Regions from separate parts of the Homo sapiens genome. Here region 2 is linked to region 1. The links are chromatin loops, found by intact Hi-C in ENCODE. Cell type or tissue: PC-3. All regions are shown on one strand. Links, peaks and the distances in the headings refer to the core of each region. The heading gives the core; the rest is flanking DNA. Region 1 overlaps RALGAPA2 (Ral GTPase activating protein catalytic subunit alpha 2). Region 2 overlaps CFAP61 (cilia and flagella associated protein 61).

What was found. Peaks named below come from ENCODE experiments on the same cell type or tissue, not always from the same donor. Only the 100,000 strongest peaks of a DNase experiment are listed, where the experiment ranks them.
Region 2: a loop joins it to region 1, with 19 times the contacts of the local background. A loop is called at or near these places in 6 of 110 quality-filtered maps.

The regions. Positions count from the first base shown.
Region 1 is chr20:20,567,207-20,570,136 of GRCh38, forward strand. The region is part of intron 23 of RALGAPA2 (Ral GTPase activating protein catalytic subunit alpha 2); the gene reads right to left. Among named protein-coding and RNA genes, the nearest start is that of RALGAPA2, 140 kb to the right of the region's middle. In PC-3, for the core only: a CTCF peak has its summit at 1,569 (motif pointing left); a DNase peak (open chromatin) is centred at 1,575.
Region 2 is chr20:20,236,374-20,239,303 of GRCh38, forward strand. All of the region lies in intron 18 of CFAP61 (cilia and flagella associated protein 61), which reads left to right. Among named protein-coding and RNA genes, the nearest start is that of CFAP61-AS1, 30 kb to the right of the region's middle. In PC-3, for the core only: CTCF peaks have their summits at 1,189 (motif pointing left) and 1,392; no DNase peak of the experiment used is centred there; H3K27me3 peaks cover 891 bases.

The DNA.
Region 1 (2,930 bases), core at 119-2,618:
GTCCTTTTCCATTTCACACATATTGATCTTTCCATCTGTTTTAAATAATCATGAAATTAATAAAAACTGTTTTTAATAAATCCAAATCATAGGTTCTTTCATGTCAAACTATTTTGGGGAATTCTGATGTGAAAAAGCTGCTTAAGTGTTAGGAAAAACTGAGAACAACAAGAAACAGCTTTAGAAGAGAAACTGAAGGATGATGAAGAACTGAGAAGGCAACTGTGGAAAGGTCTTTCCAGGTTGGGGCAGGGTAGTTTAATAAGGAGGATTCTGAAGTGGAGTAGGACCAAGGGCAGAGCCCAGGCAAAATAAAACGGAAGGGAGAAACAACATCAAGGCTGTTGGACCAATACGCTTGCTGTGAATCAATAAAAGAAAACATACCTGGTGGAATAAGCCAAGCCTGTATGTGAATTCTAACAGGCTTTTTAGCCTGTGGCACTGGGCAAAAGTTTTAGATATTTTTTTGAAGTTTCATTATTTATAAAATGGGCCTCAGGGGCCTGGGTACTATGGCTCACACCTGTAATCCCAGCATTTTGGGAGGCCAAGACGGGAGGACTGCTTGAGCCCAGTGAGCTATGATTGTGTCACTGCGCTCCAGCCTGGGCAATGGAGCGATACCCCATCTCTAAAAAAAAAAGCAATAATAAAATAAAATAAAATAAAATAAAATAAAATAAAATAAAATAAAATAAAATAAAATAAAATAGGCCATGGTATTTATTGAATTGAATTGCAGAGAAGATTCAATAGTACAACATCATGCAGTCCCCAGCACAGAGTCCAGCACTGTGAGTGCTGAAGAAATAAATACTCCTAAGCACCATCACCAGCCCACCCTCAGACACAAAGCAGCTGAGCAGAGGGAAGCGTACTGGGAGACTCCTTCACAGGCAGGCCGGGTAGCCCTGAAAGTCACGCCAAATTTTCTTCATAATTTATAGTTATTTTGGAACTGTTTATAATCCTAATTATTTTGTAAACCACTAACATCAATTTTTAAAAAAAATTCATTGTCAAGGAAAAAATAAAGCCATTTCAAACCATGTTTTCGATCACACCAATCAACCACGAACCCATGTTACATATGTACCGGGGGAAATACTACTTGATAAATTCATTGTGTTAGTATTACATAAGTTATTAGGATAACCAAAACTGGTTAAAAATACTAAAAACAGTTGCTTTGGAATGCACTACATTTTTCTGGCTGTTTGGTATATGTATTATTATTTTTTAAGATACAAATGGTCATGTCTGTTTACATAATAAATTTGCTATCATATTAGATGAAACTATAACTTTCCAGGATTGCCAGAGAACACAACTCATGAGACATCTACTTTACAAATTGTTTTTTAAACTAAAAAATGTCTTCAATTACTATGAACATCATTATGTTTGAAAATACTTTTTAGCATCTTATAACTTATTTAATTCAACACTTTATTGGTCACTACTGACATAATTTTGATACCTTCAGATTTAAGAAAGAACTTCATGAAACAACCAAGCCATACAAAGCATAATGTTCAAAGGCCCATGAACCACAAAGCTGCGTCGTGCAGACAAGTGTGCCACCCAGAGGCAAAAGGAAGAAACCCACCTTGGATTTTATTTGTGAGACAAAACTGATAATGTTCAATTTTAAACAATTATTTATGATTATTTATTTAAAAACACAGGACATCTTTCATAAGGTTCTCTCTGCATAAATAAATCCTTTTGCTGCTAGGATACATAAAAGTGTGGCCCTTTGAGAATTCTCACAAAATAGAAAGAAGCCCTGAGATGGTACCAGTCACAGGTACATAGTTTGTTAATTAAAAAATTGAATTTAACTGTATTCTCTACCATAAATGCTTTCTTTTCTTTTTATAATTAATATAACATGTGTTTCCAGAATTACATAAGTTCTGAAACAACCACTATGATCTATTTAGACGTGTGGATCAAAAGTTAAACTAATTACCAGAGACATTTCTTAACTTAAATGAAAAAAAGTTTCTTTCATTAGGTCTTCTGCGTAATTTTCATCTGGCAAAGGAATAAAGTTTACTTAGAGTAATTCTGTTTGGCAGACAGTCAGCGCTTCTAAAATATATAACAATAATTGTTAAGGTTAAAGAAAACAGTCAACTCTATTAAACTCACATAAAAATTCAAGCTTCTAACTAAGCCTAAATAATAGGCTGATTTTAAATAGAGATTTATGATATCCTCATTTCATCTTAGAAGTCTGAATGTTGGGATTACTGTTAGCATTGGACCATCTTTTAAGATTTATGTATTCCACTATGAACTATAAAAGATATTGAGCCTTAACTTAATTAAAAACATAACATGCATTAAGATGTAAAAACAATTTTAAGCACAAAATTTGGAAATTCTTTTGTCTATACTATAAAATTGTATTTCTTGAAAATGATTTATAAAATAATTTTTTTCAGGTTCTCAAATGTTATATAATATACTCTTATTTCATCTCATTTTACTGTTTCATTTCCACATCAACACATCTTAAAATAGAAAGACAATTCTAAACTCATTTATGTGACTTTCTAAAAAATTCATTCTAAGGAACATTGTTTACTGCTAACTTACTTGTTTTTATAAAATGAGAAGGATCTATAGTTGATTATTATTTCCAAGTAAATTTTTTTTCCTGCAAAATATTAGCATAAGGCTTCTTTAAAGTAGGGTATTGTTAAGTAAACCTTCCTCTTTTGTTTCTTTCACTGAAGGAGTTCATTATTATCTGAGAGTTAATTGTCTTTTCTATACCCCATAATCCTCCACATACCCTGAGTTGCATCATTCTGTAAAAGATGCTTCCACTTGCAATGATGCCTGTAAAATATTTGAGCAGGGAGTACAAACAATTCTACTTTGTGTTCCTATTTCTACATTTATCTAGGAAATAA
Region 2 (2,930 bases), core at 178-2,677, 330 kb before region 1:
CAGTCTCATCTATAAGGAAACCTATTTCCCCCTGTAATTGCTCATTGTAACTAACTCATTTTTATGGGCTTGTTTTCCAAACCACATTTTCTAATTCTTAGTGAATCATATAACTTCTAAGTCACATCATTACTTTGGGGCTTACCAGGCCTAATTTTTAAGTTATTATTAACATTATATAGCTGAACCCATATTCATAGTATTAACATGCTAAATTGGACCTAGCAGAAAGCATTTCACGAAGTCTCATGCTTAAACTATCACCATTAAGAAGGAAGGCCCAAGAAAAAACCTGCCCATGTGGTGTTATTAAAGCCTTGCTAATAGCCAGCATTTGCCCAAAACACAAAGCTCTTCTTCATCCTCCCCAACCAGAAGTGATCCCACTGGATTTTGAATTCCCATAATGTTCCATGATTCCATCCTTAAGGAACAAATTGATTTGTGTCTTGTATTTTGCCATCTCTCATGTGCAAGGGCTTTCTGGCTTGTCTTTGATAGCTACCATCTTGGTATTTACATCTGGTATGTGCTCAGTATATATAAACATATGCTTAAAGTATAAATGTATAATGTTTTTACTTCCTAGACATAGATAAAAACATCATTAATCATTTCCCCTAAATTATAAAGGAAAGCTCAATTTCATTTTCATCTGTTTTGCCAGAACTCCCAAATTTTATTCTTATCTTTTCAATTGACATTTCAAGAATGGCATGCATTTTCATTTTTTCAGTAAGGATTTATGTGTTTATTTTGTGATACATAAGTTTTTTATCTGAGATCCTGAACTTCTACCTAGCCCCTTATCCTGGCCACCATGCCCCTCCCCTGCCAGGTCCCCGAGGACTCCAGAGAGCACCCAGGGCCCTCCAGGCAGACACTTCTACCTTAGTGTCGGGTCCAGGGTTGAGTCACACCCAGACTCAGGGTACCTTACGAGACTTGCTCCTTGCCCCGTTTCTCCAGGTCGCATCCTCATTCCTACAGGAGCTCCAGGACCAGGGAGCTCTGAGCCACCCAAGGTGGAGCTGGGCAAGATGGCACCCAAGAGAAGAGAGAAGTAGGGTCAGGGAGAGAGCTTGTAACCTCTGTCTCACCCCACGAACTGCCCACTCCCTTCTAGATGTGTTCAGAATCCTCCATCCCACACCTCCTCTGTGGATCTCTCTCTTCGGTCTCCCCCTGGAGGTCAGAGTGTGTCATGACCAACAACTTTGTGGCCATGGATGCAGCTGCCGTTTAATTTTTACTAACAACAAAAATGGATTGAGTACTATTAACACACTCGAACAAATACCCCATAACTCCTTAATATCATCTAATACCAGTCCGTGCTCAGTTTTCCCAGTGGTCTTAAAATTGTTCTTTTACAGTTAGTTGGTTTGGATAAGGATGCAAACCAGGTCCAACTACTGCATTTGGTTAATGTGCCCCTGAAATCTCTTTAATACTTAACAGTTTCCTGCACCTTCCCCGTTTTCTGAAATTCATTTTCTTGTTAGGTTCTTGCATGTTAGAGAATTTAAGATGAAATAATACAATGTGTGGTGTTTACTCCAACCACTACAGTGTTGGTGAGTATTTTCAAAGCAGCACAATATTAGTCATTGCTAAGCTTTTTTCACCTCGTGTATATTTAAAATCCTCCAAAATAAAAATTTTTTTAAAATAAACAAATTAAATTAATGGCTCAGGACCTTGTCCAAAAGTCTCTTATGATTTAAACAGAAAAAAATATTGCTAAAGAAAGTTAAATTTTTTTCAGGGAAAAACTGGTAGATTCTCTTACTCTGCTGTGTACTTAACAATAAATATTTTGTGTGGATTTGTTTTGCCTCTGATATTGGAAGTTCACAGAGCTCCCAACTTCTAAACTCCACCTATAGTATTTTATGGCATGTGTTGTTGTTAAGACTGAATTAAATCTGAGTTATTTTTTAACTAGTAGAATATGTAGATAGGTTAAATATCTATCACGAGCTAGGATTTATTTTCATTGGCAAATATTTTTGTCACTGTTTTGAACCATTCAGAAAGCAGAGGTTTTAGTAAATTAAATTGAAACATTTAGATCGATGTGGGATAATAATTTTTTCTCTACATTATCTATTTGTTCAAATAACAGCATTAATTAAAGCAGTTAATTAAATCACTTGCTTTGGTTGCGTTTGCTATGCCTGCACCCTGCAGACACGCACAGCACACACAAAATCAGCTAGAAAATAACTAGCGATCGCCTAGCAGGCCGACATGTATCTACTGCCCAGAAGGGTAAGCACCATGAAAAGTTTTATGTTTCTTTTATCATGTTCACAATAAATGGGCAATGTGACCCTCTTTATTTGAAGGATAAGGATGTTTAGACCTAATTTTGTAGCTGTCCTCCTGAAGCATGGAATGAAACACAATACCTTTTACTTATTTCCCTGGATACCCTAATCCCTCCCTGCTTTACAAGTATCTTTGAGCTGTTCCTCCCTTTGTATCCACAGCAACGTGAAATCCCCACTGGAATTATTTGCTGTGAAAATGCAGGTGCCCTTGTTTAATGTTTCATTGGCTTGAGCACTTAACTTGAAACTTTTTTTTTTTTTCATGATATGGTGACCTTTGATTTTGGAGCTGAGGGCTCACGGTGATGTTAGATATTGTTTATATACATTAAGCCAACACCATTAGATCTGAGCTTTATCTGTGGTTCTGCTGTTCCTGCCATTTCATCAAATGCATGCCCAAATGCAAGCTGTACTCCGTGACCCACTGTTCTATTTGAAGGAACTTTTTGAATATTCATAGGCAATCAAATTAAAAATCAGTCTATTAGACTTATGTATTATAAACTTCATGACTTTAGACCAATACTCTTACATAGTTATAGATTTAAGAAATTAAATATTTAGACACTGCTAAATCGGATTATAGAGAGA